2 separate regions of the Homo sapiens genome follow, and region 2 is linked to region 1. Evidence: read pairs that join two places in POLR2A ChIA-PET (ENCODE). Cell type or tissue: GM12878. All regions are shown on one strand. Each heading gives the region's core, and the rest is flanking DNA. Links, peaks and the distances in the headings are about the cores only.

Region 1 (7,803 bases), core at 2,427-6,426:
ACATACACTTAGCAAATGGAAAAGCCAGGATTCAAACCCAGGGGGACCAGGGCTTGCTGCCCTTGATAGGAAATGCGAGGAATCCAACACCCATCTGACTCCAAGTGCAGGGGCTTTGCTGAAGCCTCATAAAGGGCAGCAAAGGGGCAAAAGATACTACGTGACACCCAGAAAGACTTTCTAAAATTCCTATTAAGGTTTACCAAAGATATGGAGCAACTAGAGCACCTTACATTACTGCAGAGGATGCCAATTGGTACAACCACTTTGGAAAACTATATTTTGCAGTATCAACAGAAGTTAAATATACACATATACCCTGTGACCCAGCATTGCACTCCTAAGTGTCTACCAAACAGAAATGACATGCACAACAATATTCACAGCAGCATTGCCCAAAATAGTTCCCAAACTGAAAACAACCCAAATGTCCATTAACATGGACAATGAGCATATTCATTAACTTGCCCATGGATAAATGGGGAAATTAATTATGGTATATTTATTCAATGGAATACTACACAAGAATAAAAAATAGATTACTGATACATACAAAACCACGTATAAATCTCATAGACATAGCCAAGGGAAAGAAATCAGAAACAAACAATCAATACTATATGATTCCATATACATAAGGTTTAAAAACTCACAAAACTACTCTATGGGACTAGAATCAGAATAATGATCACTCTTGAGCTATTGACAAGGGTGTAAGGGAGCCCTCTGGGGTGATTGAAATGTTCTATATCTTGATGTGGGTAGTAGTTACCCAAGTATATTCATATGTAAAAATGCATTGAGCAGTACACTTAACATTTGTGTATTTTATATAAGCTATATCTCAATTTTTAAAAATAAATAAAAATTGTCATTGGGTCTCTTTGTCCCCAAAAGTCCTAGTCATCATGGCAGTTGGTCCCCCAAACTCTACCTCTATTTCTTCCAACTTCAGCACCCCACTTCTCTTGGTCCCTTCTCATACCTTCTAGATATATTATTTTCAGTCTTGCTGGTAGATTCATGTCCTTTCTTACATAAATCAATTTAGTTCCCTCTGGCACCTTCCATTTCTCTTTACTATTCATTAGTATAATCAGGAGAATGAAAATTCCAGCAGTCAAGCAGATCAAACAAACAACTCTCTTTAGAAGAATATTAGTGCACTTACAGAGTCAGATTAGAATCATTTGTTTCTATCTCCTCTGAGAAAGAGTAAGCTCCCTGAGGGTGGGGGGGTACATAACTCAGATGCTGGGCAAATGTGGAGTTGTATTAAATGAATGCTCTTACTTACTCCATACTTCAAGTTGTGAAACCTAGGGCATTCACTAACTTCTCATCATTCACTCCAGAGATGCCAGCAATGGGTTAAAGTAATAAACAAGGATGCTTAGAGTTAAGATCATAAAACTATGTTTCAGAGGCATTTGCCTGGGAATTACAAGAAAAATGCAAGATCGAAGACTTTAATTATCTTGGGTCATTTTTATTATTTTAATCTTTTTATCTCTCTCTAACTTACTGCCTTTTACTGAACAGGCATAACCAGGCAATTCCACTGTTACGAGAGAATAGAAGAACAATAATTCCCTTAGAGTGTATAGGAGAGAAGACAAGAAGTCTAAGTAAACAATTAAATTGTCTAAACTCTGAAATGTAGGAAACAAGCCAGGAATCGGACTGGCACCTATTTTCTTGCTGTTGAATATAGCGGAGCCTAGAAAGGTGATTAGTTCCCATTTTATCATACAGGTGGAAGAGTCTTTCATCTATTTGCTTGGGAAGGTGCTCAAGTGTGGGCATCTCGCAGGAATAGTCTCATCTCTTTAACCTGGGATATACCAGCTACCAATCACTATCAGAACCCCAAAATTCAAAATCAGGGAAGCAAGCGAAAAAATAAAGGCAAAAGGACGCATTCGACCTATTACTTATCAAGAAAGAGTGGCTTGTCTTAGAGTCCATTTCAAAATGCTGTGCCAGGCCAAATTTAGAGGAGAGAAAATCTTTTGTTCAAATCCCTCACTGAAATATAACTAAATGGAATAAAAGTCTGAGGTCGTGTAACAGGCCTCAATTGTAAGGCCACAGGTGACAAAAGGCTAGTTGAAGGATAAGCCATTTTTTTCGAATACTGATATATTACCAACATTGAGAGAGCTTCATATCACACGAAACATTTCCATGTTTAGAAAGACAATGTGCCATTCCTTTCCAGTCCCCCAGGACAACCACCTCAGTTGGATGACTTCTGTATAAATACAGAAGCTAACTGTGAAGAAATACACGTTCACTTCTTAGAAAAGTATTCCTGTGTTTATCTTTTGGTAGACCTGGGCTTCTTAGACATAAACCATTCCTTGTCAGCAACAAGTAGGCAAGTAGGGGTTTATTTTTGTCATTCATAAAATAAACCAGTTCCCAGCCAAAGGAAATGAGTCTTAGAGACAACCCCGTCATAGACATGCTGTAGAAGTTACAAATGGCTCTGTGGCCCAGGCCATAAACAGTCTTTAGGAAGGCTGGTGCTGAGCTGTTGATATTAAAAATCACCTCATTAATTATGTTTGTAAACAATGCAGCTGCCTGTGCTTGCAAGCTGGCTTCCTCAGCATAATAATATTTGTAACAATAATAACCATCATTTCAAGCATAGCAATAAATAGTCAATCCAAGAACCTCATGTGAAATCACATCTGGGAGCTGCCACCTGGTCATTCAAAACACCTCTTCAGAAGGTAGGAAGGTTGTTGTTTGTTTTCCACTCAGAAGGCACTTTATCAGGATCAAATACTCCACGAAAATCACCCCCCCCTCACTTTTTTAAAAAAACTGGTCAACAGCTAGTGTGGTCAGAGTAACAAAACCAAGAAGAAAGCCAAGAGACAAAAGCAGGAAAGAGCTGGCCCTAAAAGCACATCATGTGGCATAACCTCCAGAAAGCATGAGGGGAAAGGGGCCCACTCCTCTCCCCCAGTGAAGGCTCAGTGAGGTTCAGACTTACTTCAGGAGACCAACAAACCAGCTATGCCTTCTTGGCGCTCGTTCAGTTACACTTTTATCGAACACCTACTATGCACTGGGTGTGCACCAGGTGCTAGAGAAAAACTCACAAGCAGATATCCATTGCAGATGCCTGTCGGTGATGTAATTAGGACATACCTGGCCGACTAGGCAATGCATAATCTAAGTGGCCTGGTATTTCCTTTCATTAAAGTCATACCTTTAGAGCACATATTTCTAAAGTTAGAGCAGCAATAGTAAGTCCTTAAAATTGCTAAAAGCAAGAGAAAAATATGTTTTCTTGTAACACAGGTAAGCTAGGATTACTAGGCTTCTTTCCACATGAGAGGACAACACCTTCATACCTCATTTATGCCCCCTCCACATGTAAATTTTCATTCTGAACTTCACCGGAGAGAGATAAATGTGGCATCCAATTCCAAAGCATTACCCATTTTCTCTGTCTCTGTCCCTCTCTTTCCCCTCTCACTCTGTGTATATATTAATTTTATAGATCTTTTTATTGTCTGAACTACACTGGTTGCATGAGAAGCAGAATAGGCCAAGAAGTTCCATTTCACACATGCCATCCTTATAATTCAAATAGGACAATAAAAAGAGAGAGAGATCTATAAACTGGTGATAAATCAGTGTCCTAAACCAAATTAACCATCGAAATAGATTATCATAAAAATAACGCCATGAAAAATATTCTTCACCTTCCTGGTTCAGCTGCCTGTAATGGAGAAAGGGAAGGGGTGTGTGTGTGTGTTTGTGTGTGTGTGTGTGCATGTACATTGCCACACGCATATGCAGACATGCACACACAGGCCAGAGGGCATGCAGTTACATGCTGCTTGCTCCTCCAGGAACAGAGAATGCTAAGAAACCTCAGGATTGATCCCCAGCCTTCCCAGTTTCTAAAGCTCAGCTTTCATCCAACCTGGTAAATAACAATACCATGTGCCAAGTGTTATGTTAGACCCTGAGGATACAAAATGAGCTAAAGTGGACACAATCCTTATCCTCATAAAACTTCCAGTCAGGGGTAGAATAGATATGGAAATTAATCAAATAATTATATGGATAATATTTTTCTAACTATACATCCTAATAATTGCCTAAGAAAATGCACCAGCGGCTATAAGGGAACCCAGCTTAATCTGAAGTCAGAAATGAATGCATCTTTGAGCTGGAGAACGAGTGGAGGCCAGAGTGATATAAATGGCCCACCAGCAGGCAGCATCCTCCATCAGCAGGAGGAGTGAAATGCACTTTTATCACAGGAGAAGGTTGAAGGAGAATGGATGAGCAAATGTGATTGGGACCACAAGCAACAAGAGGAGGGGGAATGTTCCACACAAAGGGAACCACATATACAAAGACTCTGAGGACAGGCGAGAAGCACGTAACAGGAACTGAAAGGCAGCCACAAAGGGAGAGCAGAGAGCAAGAGGAGGGCGGTGTCAGATGCAACGAAAGGGGCAGAAGCCAGATCATGGGGATTATTAGCATGTGGAGGGGGAGGATGATGCGCGGGAGTGCTGAGTTTTCTCTTTCAAAAGCTCACTTTGTTTTCGTGTGGAGAACAGGTTGACATGAAAGAAGGAAGGAGCTGGGAAGACAGTTATTAGTCCTCTTGCCAGTCCTCCACCTGAGTCTTGGCGAGAGATCGGACCAGGAGTCTAATACTAACTAGCTCTGTGACCCTGGATAATTTGCTTCACCCCTTTAAGCCTCAAATTCCCCACCCGTAAAATGGCAATAATCATGGTTTTGGTGGGGATTAAATGAGATCGTGCCTGTGGGGCACTCAGCCCTCTGTAAGCCTTCAATAAATGTTAGCTGTTGGTGGTGCTGGAGATGGAGAGACACAGACAGATTAGAGAGATATAATAGTCTACCAGCAAGCAATCACCCTACCTAACTCCTACCTAAACTCCTAAAATGTGAGGGGGCACATTTTTTTCATAGGAGAAAGGTCAGGGAGGAATTAATGAGGAAGGGCGATTGGTACCAATATGAGAAATTTCCCAAATTTGCAATTTTTTTTTTTTTTTTTTGGAAACAGAGTCTCACTCTGTCCCCCAGGCTGGGGTGCAGTGGTGCGATCCCAGCTTATTGCAACCTCTGCCTCCTGGATTCCAGCGATTCTTGTGCTTCAGCCTCCTCAGTAGCTGGAACTACAGGCACATGCCACCACACCCGGCTAATTTTTGTATTTTTAGTAGAGATGGGGTTTCACCACGTTGGCCAGGCTGGTCTCGAACTCCTGACCTAAAGCAAGCCACCCACCTCGGCCTCCCAAAGTGCTGAGATTACAGGTGTGAGCCATCGTGCCCAGCCGGAAACAATTCTTGTTCCTTATTATTAACACTGCCAGAAATATTTAAGCTATGAAAGGTATCTGAGACCATTTAGAGAAGTAATTCCTAAAAAATGCTCAAGTAATATCTTCAACAAGCTTTGTGACAACAGCAACAAAAAGACTGCAAAAAAGTAAATGACTTGCCCAAGATCATAGGGTTGTTAATGGCTGAAGCCAAGAGTGCAACTTGGGTTAAACTCCAAGTCTGTACCCTTTCCAGAAGGGGACAGAGCCTCCTGAGAAGTCCAAATCCAACCCATTCCTTCCAGATTAGTTTAGTCAGAAAAACAAACAGCAGCAAACCCCAGGAAACAAGGTACAGTTGAAAGTCCAGTTCTATTGTTTATATTGAAAATTATGGTGACGCTACATTGTTTTGGCGTTTGGTAAATTGTATCACTCTAATATTAGAGTGTTATAAAATAGCTCTTGCCTTTGGACATAATAACGTCTTTTTGAGGGCTTTATCCAAATGCATACAGGAAGCTAAATAAACAAAAGCAGTGTTATTTGTCCACTGCAAAAGGCAATTGTTATTTACTTCTAAGGCAAGTTGGATGATAGGCTATTTGCATATCCAAAACTTCTAATGCAGTAAGAAAAAAAAATTAACCTCTGTATTAAGCACAGACTCAAGGACTGAGAGACTTCCTTAATTAAATCAAACTGCTTTTCCACAGAAGCTTTAGGTAGAACCTACTTATGGGAAGCTTAAGGTAATTGATCCTGAAATTAAGCATTCTTTCAAAATCTGGGCACCGGACTTTTGGCGTACTCACAGAAACCAGAAGTAGTTTCCCCTGGCTGATCTTTGAGGGTGTCCCCTTTAAACTTGCCAGCCTCCTTCCGTGGAAGATAAAATCATGCAGGGGTATGGATTAGCTATCATGTCATTATAGCAGGCACAGCCGTCTGTTACAGGTAAATTGCTAGGCAATGTAATAACAATGCATTTTATTTACTGTGCAGGGTGCTTATCTACAGAAATGTTCCCGACAAACAAAGAAAGGCACAGCTAACCGCCTTCCCTTTAGAATACAGGCTGAAGCTATGCCAGCACCTTCAGAGAATAAAAATGCTAAATAATCTCTGTATAAACAGAGTCCCTAAAAACTCAATGCATTTCCTAACAGAAGCAGAAAAGGCAACTGGTGCCTGGGATGTCCACGAGGTCTTTCTCAGGCTCCTATCACTGCTGACTAAATCGCATCCCAATTTGGGGAGGAACCAACCAATGGTCAGTGTAAGTCCAGACTAAGAGCATTCATTGTTGTTAAATGATGATGATGATGAGGTTGATAAGGTTGACTACCATTTGTCACATGCTTGTCATCTGCCTTGCACTTTTCAACATTGTCTTTTTTTAATTCTCAAAACAAACCTATGTTAGTCCTGCTCTTAACCTCATTTAACAGATGAAGAGTTTCACAAGTAAGGAAACTGTCCACTCAGCTGTTAACTTGAAAATTCAAAAATAAGCCTGCCTCCCTCCAAAACTAGAGATATGAACCTCTGTGCTAGACCGTTCTCAAGAATCTGAGGAATTTGCCTGAGGCTGGACTTAGCATTCAGGACTCTTGTCCTCCCCTGCTATTGGTGCCTACCTTATGCACACATCCCACCCACTGAAGCATCCACTGGGCTCACACTTTGTGCCCCACAATGAGGGCCACCAATACAAAGGGCACTGTTTTACTAAAAACCTAGTAGATGCCTTTTAAACATACAGCCGTCCATGAATAGAATAAGTGAACTAATGAATGAAGGAATGAAGAAATCTAATTAAAGAGTCTAGGATGCAGCCTACAGAGACATGACTGGAATGTGATTGCTCTAAAAGAAAGCTGTGACTTAATCAATAGTATTAACATATCTGAAGAAAGAATGTGTCCACAGAAGGAAGGCAGTCTGCCCAGAGTTCAGAAAAATGGAGCACTATTGAATTTGGTGTTTATCCAATTGTGCCCAAGGGAGAGAGGGAGTACATATGGCATTGATAGAAAGATGTACCAGGATTGCTTAGTTCACTTCAATAGTCTTTGTAAACCTACTATGTGCCATGCTGTACAGTAGGCACTGTGAACGAACACACACAGACACACACACACACACACACACACACACACACAGTTCCTAACATGGAGGAACTTGCAGTGATAGTAGGAGAGACCAGCACATAAACAGTTCTTAAATGCTCAGTGCTACAACTGAGATATGTGAAAGGTGCTACTGAGTACAGAGGAGAAAACCTTAGTCCAAGGTCTGGGAAAACTTCCTGAAGTGACCCTTGAGCTGTGTTTCAACAAATAAGCAAGTGTCATCCAGGCCATAACAGACACAAAACAATTATAAGCAGAAGAACCAGCAGCTGTCCACATCACAGCATGTCAGGGATAAAAATAGTGCCTATTGCCTATTAGTCCAGAGAC
Region 2 (7,803 bases), core at 2,498-6,497, 250 kb before region 1:
GTTGCACCTGGGCAAACTCAGCTGAAGTTTTTCTTTCATCAGAAGGAAGGAAAGAAGGAAGGAAGGAAAATTAGAAAAGTAAATGGAATCATGTCTTACTAAACACAGTGGCACTACTCTTAAGCCTGCCTCTCCATTTTCCAAATGTTCCATGGCTCACCTCCCTTGCTTTAAAAAAAAAAAAAGTGGTTAAAAAACCCCGCATAACTTCACTTCTTGATTTATGTGACTGTGATGCTTCCTGCTAGCCTGGTTTACTCCCCATTTGGCCTCCTCAAAATTTCTCCAAACCCTCCCAGCAGCAGCATCAATTTTGTCTGACAACTGGCAAAAAGGAAACACATAAAAAGTGAATACTCAGGCAATTTTTAAAAGATGAGAACTGTTTAGAGGCTGCTTGCCTCCAAGAAGACTGAGGAGCTTAGAGAATGATCTGGGAATGTCTTCAGTGTATTGCTATCTTCTTGATAAACGTGAGATGAAGAAGGGTAGCTGCATTTCAAATTAGAGATCAGAAAACCCAGGAAGAGGAAACGACTCTGGAGTTAGGATCCACCAGTCTGAGCTCCTTAGGGGCACTTCAAGGGCTGGACGAACTAGGCTAATAAAGGCAGGGAGTTGTGATTAAATGGATGAAGGACACCTGAACTTTGCCTGCAGCATTTAGTCTTCATGTGAAAGTGAGAGTGGTTTTGGAGCCTTAAGGAGAACAGGGTGGAGGGCTATGCAGGGTTGGGGACTCATGCATTGAACAGAGAAGTGGTGGATTTCAAAGTGGTGGAGCACATCATAATCACCTGTGGCACGTTTTTCAAACTCTCAGTTTTGTTCCATCCCTGTTCTCTATTGCACCCCACTGCCCATGTTCTCTTTTTTAGTTTTAGGTAAACAGTTTAGTTTTCCTCAGAAAACTAAAAATAGTACTACCATATCCCCCTCCTATCACTGTGCAATGGAGCCTGTGTTACTCACAGGAGATTATCTATCTCCCAGTTGTGTTAAGGTTAGGAGTGTATCCAAGCTTTGTGGGTACGGAAACTGATACAATTTTAGGGAGCCTCTTTAAGAAAATAAATACAATTTCTATAAAAATTACAAAACATTGATGTGAGAAATTAAAGAGGACACACAGAAATGAAGAAATTTCATGTTCATGGATTGGAAGAATCAATATGATTAAAATGTTCATACTACCCAAAGCAATCTAGACATTACAATCCCTATCTAAATACAAATGGCATTCTTCACAGAAATAGAAAAAAAAAATCCTGAACTTGATATAGAACCACAAAAGATCCAGAATAGCCAAAGCTATCCTAAGCAAAAAGAACAAAACTGTTGAAATCACATTATCTGACTTCAAATTATATTACAGAACTATAGTAACCAAAACAGCATGGTACTGGCATAAAAACAGACACATAGACCAATGGAACAGAATAGAGAACACAGAAACAAATTCACACATCTACCATGAACTCATTTTCAACAAAGGTGCCAAGAACATACATTAGGGAAAAGACAGTCTCTTCAGTCAGCAGTGCTGAAAAACTGGATATCCATATGCTGAAGAATGACGCTAGCCCCCATCTCTCACCATATACAAAATCAAATCAAGATGGATTAAATAATTAAATCTAAGAATTTAAACTATGAAACTATTCAAAACAACATTGAAACTCTCCAAGACATTGGACTGAGTGAAGATTTCTTAAGTAATACCCCAGAAGCACAGGCAAACAAAGCAAAACTGGACAAATGGGATTACACCAAGTTAAAAAACTTCTGCACAGCAAAGGAAACAATCAAAAAAACAAAGAGACAACCCACAGAATGGGAGAAAATATTCGCAAACTATCCATCTGACAAGGGATTAATAACCAGAATATATAAGGCACTCAAATAACTCTATAGGGAAAAATCAAATAATCAGATTTAAAAATGGGAAAAAGATCTGAATAGACATTTCTCAAAAGAAGACATACAAATGGCAAACAGGTATACGAAAAGGTGCTCAACATCACTGATCATCAGAGAAATGCAAATCCAAACTACAATGAGATATTATCTCATCCCAGTTAGAATGGCTTTCATGCAAAAGGTAGACAATGATGAATGCTGGTGAAGATGTGGAGTAAAAGGAAACCTCGTACACTGTTGGTGGGAATGTAAATTAGAATAACCTCTATGGAGAACAGTTTGGAACCGTTTGTTTTTTTTTTTTAGTTTTAGTTAAACAGTTTATTTTTCCTCGGAAAACTAAAAATAGAACTACCATAGGCTCCAGCAATCCCATTGCTAGGTATATACCCAAAAGAAAGGAAATCAGTATATTGAAGGGATATCTACACCCCCAAATTTATTGAAGCACTATTCACAATAGCCAGGTTTGGAAGCAACCTAAGTGTCACCAACGGATGAATGGATAAAGCAAATGTGGTACATATACACAATGGAGTACTATTCAGCCATAAAGAATGAGAGCCCATCATTTGCAACAACATGTATGGAACTGGAACTCCTTATGTTAAGTGAAATAAGCCAGGCCCAGAATGACAAACTTTTTATGTTCTCACTTATTCGTGGGAGCTAAAAAAAAAAAAAATTAAAAAACAATTGAACTCATAGAGAGTAGAGTGGGGTAGGGAGAGTCAGAATGGTTAGTGAGTACAAAAACATAGTTAGATGAATGAACAAGAGCTAGTAATTTCATAGCACAACAGGGTGACTGCAGTCAACAGTAGCTTATTGTAGATTTAAAAATAGCTAAAAGACTACAATTGTTCGTAACACAAAGAAAGTATAAATGCTTGGGGTGATGGATACCCCATTTGCCCTGATGTTATTATTATACATTGTGTGACTATATCAAAATATCTTATGTACCCTGTAAATATATACATCTACATACTTAATGACTTCCAGTTCCATCCATGTTGTTGCAAATGATAGGATCTCATTCTTCTTTATGGCTGAATAGTACTCCATTGCGTACTATTTACCCACAAAAGTTAAAAACTTAAAAAAACTTTAAAAATTAAAATTTAAAGAGAAGATAAATACAAAATAGAGAATATAAATGCCTATAGTCAACATAAAACTCATTCAGAGCACTCCGGGGCCACATACAGATCTGCATCATTCATTTTAGTAATGGCGTGATGTTTCATTGTGTAAATACACTGTAATTTACTTGCCCACCCCCATTGATAGATCTGTATATTGTTTCCAGTCTCTTGCTATTATTCTCTATCCAAGGTTGCCATGAGTACTTTTGTACATATATCAATTCCCATACTTAGGAGCATATCTGAAAGGCAAATTGTAGAAGTGAAATCACTGGGTTAAAGGGTTTGCGCATTTCTAATTTTGGTAAATATTACTAAATCACTCTCTATAGAAATTGTTCCAGGTTATAGTCCCACCAGTATAATATGAGGGAATCTGTTTTCCACACCCTTGCTGATACAACGTTATTATCAATATTGTTTTATCTTTGTCACTTTGACAAGTTAAAAAAAATTATTTCTCTCTCCTTTTTTTTCACCATCAGTGAGTCTGAGCACTTTTTCACATATCTGAGCCGCATACGTAAGGTTCTTCTTGTTGTTATTGTTTTGATGATCCGTTCATATCCTTTGCCAGTTTTTTTTTCTATTGGGTTATTGAATTTTTTCTTACTGATTTGTAGAAATCCTTTATATTTTAGGGAATTTAGTCCTTTGCCTATTATGTGAGTTTCAAGTATTTTCCCCAGTCTTTTGTTGGTCTTTTGAGCTGGCTTATATGGCCTTTGCCATAAATATATTTTTTAAATGTCATTAAATTTAGCATTCCAGGAATGGGCTATTTTAGCTTTGGTGGTCAGTGAAGGCTCCTCTGAAAAGGTAGCATTTGAGTGAAAACCTAAATTTCATGCCACAGGCAGGAGACAAGTGCTGTAGTCAGGAGGCTCTGGGGCAAGAATGTGCTCGGTGTCTTTGGGGAACTGAAAGAAGCCCTGGAGAACACAATATACAATGGCACACCAGGAAGCAGCGAGTCACACCAGGCCCAGGTAGGGAGGTTTGGAAGCCAGGGACAGACATGGGCTAGCTTTTGGGCCCCAGAGAGAAACCAAAATCAATGGGGAAAAAAAAATGATGTGAAGGCAATTTTAGGTTCTATTTAACTATTAGACGAACATTCCAATAATTATCACAGTCCAGTGTGCAGCGGGCTCCAGGGGTATTTGTCAGCTGCTTTCCTGTCCCTGAAACTTCTCAGGCAGAAGTGTAAAACACAGCTGGGTGGAAACACTGTAGAGGAACTCAAGCGTTAGATGGGGGTTTGACTAGTTGACATTTATCTCCAGTCTAAGCTTAACAAGATTCTGAGATTTTCTGCGGTGTGTATGCCCCTGCATTTGTCTTTCCTTATGGTTTCTCTCATTTTCTCTTCTTTTTTTTTTTTTTTTTTGAGACGGAGTCTCGTTCTGTCGCGCAGGCTGGAGTGAGGTGGCGCGATCTCCGCTCACTCTAAGCTCCACCTCCTGGGTTCACGCCATTCTCCTGCCTCAGCCTCCGAGGTAGCTGGGACTACAGGCGCCCGCCACCACGCCCAGCTAAATTTTTGTATTTTTAGTAGAGACGGGGTTTCACCGTGTTAGCCAGGATGGTCTCAATCTCCCGACCTCGTGATCCCCCTGCCTCGGCCTCCCGAAGTGTTGGGATTACAGGCGTGAGCCACCGCGCCCGGCCCTCAATTTCTCGTCTTAAATATACTTTCTTTCTTTCTATTATCCTCCCTCGTGTGATAGTACTGCCAACGGTTTCTTCTTGGCTCCACCGATACCTCTAAAGGCCAAGTTTATACACTGTTTACATGGAAATATCTTTCTATTTTCAGTGACACCTGTTTATGTCTATGGCTTTCACATCTTGCACATACCTGACACAGGAACCTTCTTTGACCAGGAGTTTCTGAGGACAGGAACCACATCATTTCCCTCCTGTGTTGTATCCGGGTACAGAGAGACGGAGCCTCTGGGCGCTCAGTAATCAGGTGATGCTAATATGCATTCACAGGCTGTTTTTGCAAAATTGCTAATGACAGACAGTATGGTTTCCTCTCAACAGTTGAGATCTAGGAAAAGTGAGGGTAAAGAATGCCCTGAGGAATCAGGATAGGAAACTGAGTTGGAAGCCTTCCCTACAGATAAGTTAAAGCCACAGTTATGGATGGAATCACTAAGGCAGGTTGCAATACAGAGGGTACAAGGAGGCATGAAAATAAAGAAAACATCCATGAGATTTCTAGCATAGAAACACCTTAAAAACTGGGAGATGCCCAATAAAAAAACAAGTCCTAAAATGCTTTTTAAAAATCCACCCTGGATTTTGTGGGAGATGGGAGTTGTCCTGCCTCAAACACATTTAGTACAATTAGATATACAAACATAAAGAAGCCTACATTTTATGATTTGCTCACTGTTTATGTTTTACAATTTTTTGCATACACAAGCAAAGGAAAACATTAGCAAATGGGGAGGAGGGGTAAGCAGCCCAAAATAGCAATGAACAGGAGTTGATTTTATGCTTTTTAAAAAAATCTGAAAATCCATTCCACATGACAGCTAATTCATTTTACTCCTTGCTTACCATATATTCTTCTTATCAATGGGTACATTAAAAAACAACTACAAAATTGTTATTATAGAACAAGGTCAAACAAAAAGAAAAAAATACAGAACATAGTGAATATTTCCTGTGTAAATCCTGAATTTAGAGTATGAAAAGCCAGTAGAGATTTGACTTATGCTAGGCCCTTGAAAAAGTTTCTACTTTCTTTCTCTTTTCTTTTCTTTTCTTTTTTTTTTTTTTTTTTTTTTTTTTTTTTTTTTTTTTGAGACAGAGTTTTGCTCGTTGCCCAGGCTGGAGTGCAATGGCACAATCTCGGCTCACTGCAACCTCTGCCTCCTGGGTTCAAGTGATTCTCCTGCCTCAGCCTCCCAAGTAGCTGGGATTACAGGGATGCGCCACCACACCTGGCTAAATTTTTTTTGTATTTTTAGTAGAGACAGGGTAACCACTCCATGTTGGTCAGGCTGGTCTCGAACTCCTGACCTTAGGTGATCCACACGCCTCAGCCTCCCAAAGTGCTGGGATTACAGGTGTGAGCCACTGCACCCAGCCAAAACTTTCTACTTTTCTGCTTTCTGAGGCTTTGAATTTAAAACTTTTTTTATTCACTATTTGCCAACAGGACCCCAGTTCTGACTGTCAGTTGGTGAGTGTGTGAGACTTGGAGCAAATCACTTCCCCTCTCTGGGTCTCGGGATCCTCTCCTACTGAAGGACACAGGATTTTACAGATTCTCCCAGACACTGTCTCCTATGGTTCTATGAAAACTTTACTTTCCACTGCCTTTTCTCATTCGTTTTATGGTCTAGGAAAGAGCTGCTGAATTTTCAAGCAATGCTAGGATTCTGTAGAAGGAGATACATCTGGTCTGCTGGTGCTTTTCTTAAAGTAATATACATATGTTCTGTCCATAAAACATCCTAGCAGTGTCTTTCTGCACCTTCTCCTAGAAGTCTGCACAACTTCTGTCTCTGTGATAAGATCACACAACTCCAGAAGCATAAGTCATTTATGTTGTGAACCAAAAGGCCATGGCTTGATTTTATTTTCAATCTAATCTAGCCTGATCATAAACGAATCATTTGGAGCAACTAGATTTTGAGTTGCTCCAAATGTTTTTTAGTTTACAATTGTTTTTATTTGTTCTTTGACCATGGTAATAATAAACAGTAAACCATTCACAGAACCTACATTTGTGTAACTTATGTGGTGCATGTCCATTTGATGAACCTTGATACTTAGGAAATGTGGAATCCCATAAGAGCAGGTTTCCTCAAGGCAAACCACTCATGAAAAGAGTCAGAAGTTTGTGTCTAATTCCTGTTTTAGAAATGTTATAAACTTGCAAATTTATTTTCCATTTGATTCAATCTGCCATCTCTAAATCTTTAGGGAGAATTACAGAAACGGAGATAAAATCTTGGTAATTTATTCAATTTTATCACTTCTACTGATCCCATAAAAAGACTCCATCTGTCAAATTATCTTTTCTTAAAAAAAAAAAAAACCTTTTCATAATTTTCTTCATATGGGTATGTTGAAATGAGTAGTTTAAGTATCTGTGTCATGAAAACTATTGACGTTCCAATAAAATCTGTTCTTTCTAAATTATCTGTTCTTTAGCCTCTTTTGAGAGGAAAACTTCAGCTTCTATCATTTGTTTGTAATTTGCTTGTGCAGCATAGGATTTATTGCTTTGGGTGAATATATTATGGCATATTTGAATAGTGTAGAATAAAATATTCTTATGTTAACATATTCTGTGATTTGGATCCCAATCCATAATCAGTACATCTTTCTTTTTAAAATTTCTGCCTTGGTTTTCTTGAAAGTCAAATTGTAAGAATAAATGGTAAGAATAAAAAGAAACCTAGTTGAATCATATCTTCGATCATATATTTTATTTGTTTTCTTTTTTTTTGAGACGGAGTCTCACTCTGTCGCCCAGATGACTGGAGTGCAGTGGCACGATCTCAGCTCACTGCAAGCTCCATCTCCTGGGTTCACACCATTTTCTCCAGCCTCAGCCTCCGAAGTAGCTGGGACTACAGGCTCCCGCCACCACGCCCAGCTAATTTTGTTTTTGTATTTTTAGTAGAGACGGGGTTTCACCGTGTTAGCCAGGATGGTCTCGATCTCCTGACCTCGTGATCCACCCGCCTCAGCCTCCCAAAGTGCTGGG

Evidence for each region. Peaks named below come from ENCODE experiments on the same cell type or tissue, not always from the same donor. Only the 100,000 strongest peaks of a DNase experiment are listed, where the experiment ranks them.
Region 2: POLR2A ChIA-PET joins it to region 1 with 6 read pairs; 1 of 35 experiments calls an interaction of 5 or more read pairs at or near these places.

The regions. Positions count from the first base shown.
Region 1 is chr14:34,216,683-34,224,485 of GRCh38, forward strand. No RefSeq gene overlaps it. Among named protein-coding and RNA genes, the nearest start is that of EGLN3-AS1, 180 kb to the left of the region's middle. In GM12878, for the core only: no CTCF peak of the experiment used is centred there; a DNase peak (open chromatin) is centred at 4,453.
Region 2 is chr14:33,968,656-33,976,458 of GRCh38, forward strand. LOC102724945 (a long non-coding RNA gene) reads right to left here. Exons shown (of 9, transcript XR_001750942.2): 8 at 4,930-5,124. Among named protein-coding and RNA genes, the nearest start is that of EGLN3, 21 kb to the left of the region's middle. RefSeq lists an enhancer at 4,018-4,337. In GM12878, for the core only: no CTCF peak of the experiment used is centred there; DNase peaks (open chromatin) are centred at 4,156 and 4,296; H3K4me3 peaks cover 218 bases; H3K27ac peaks cover 783 bases.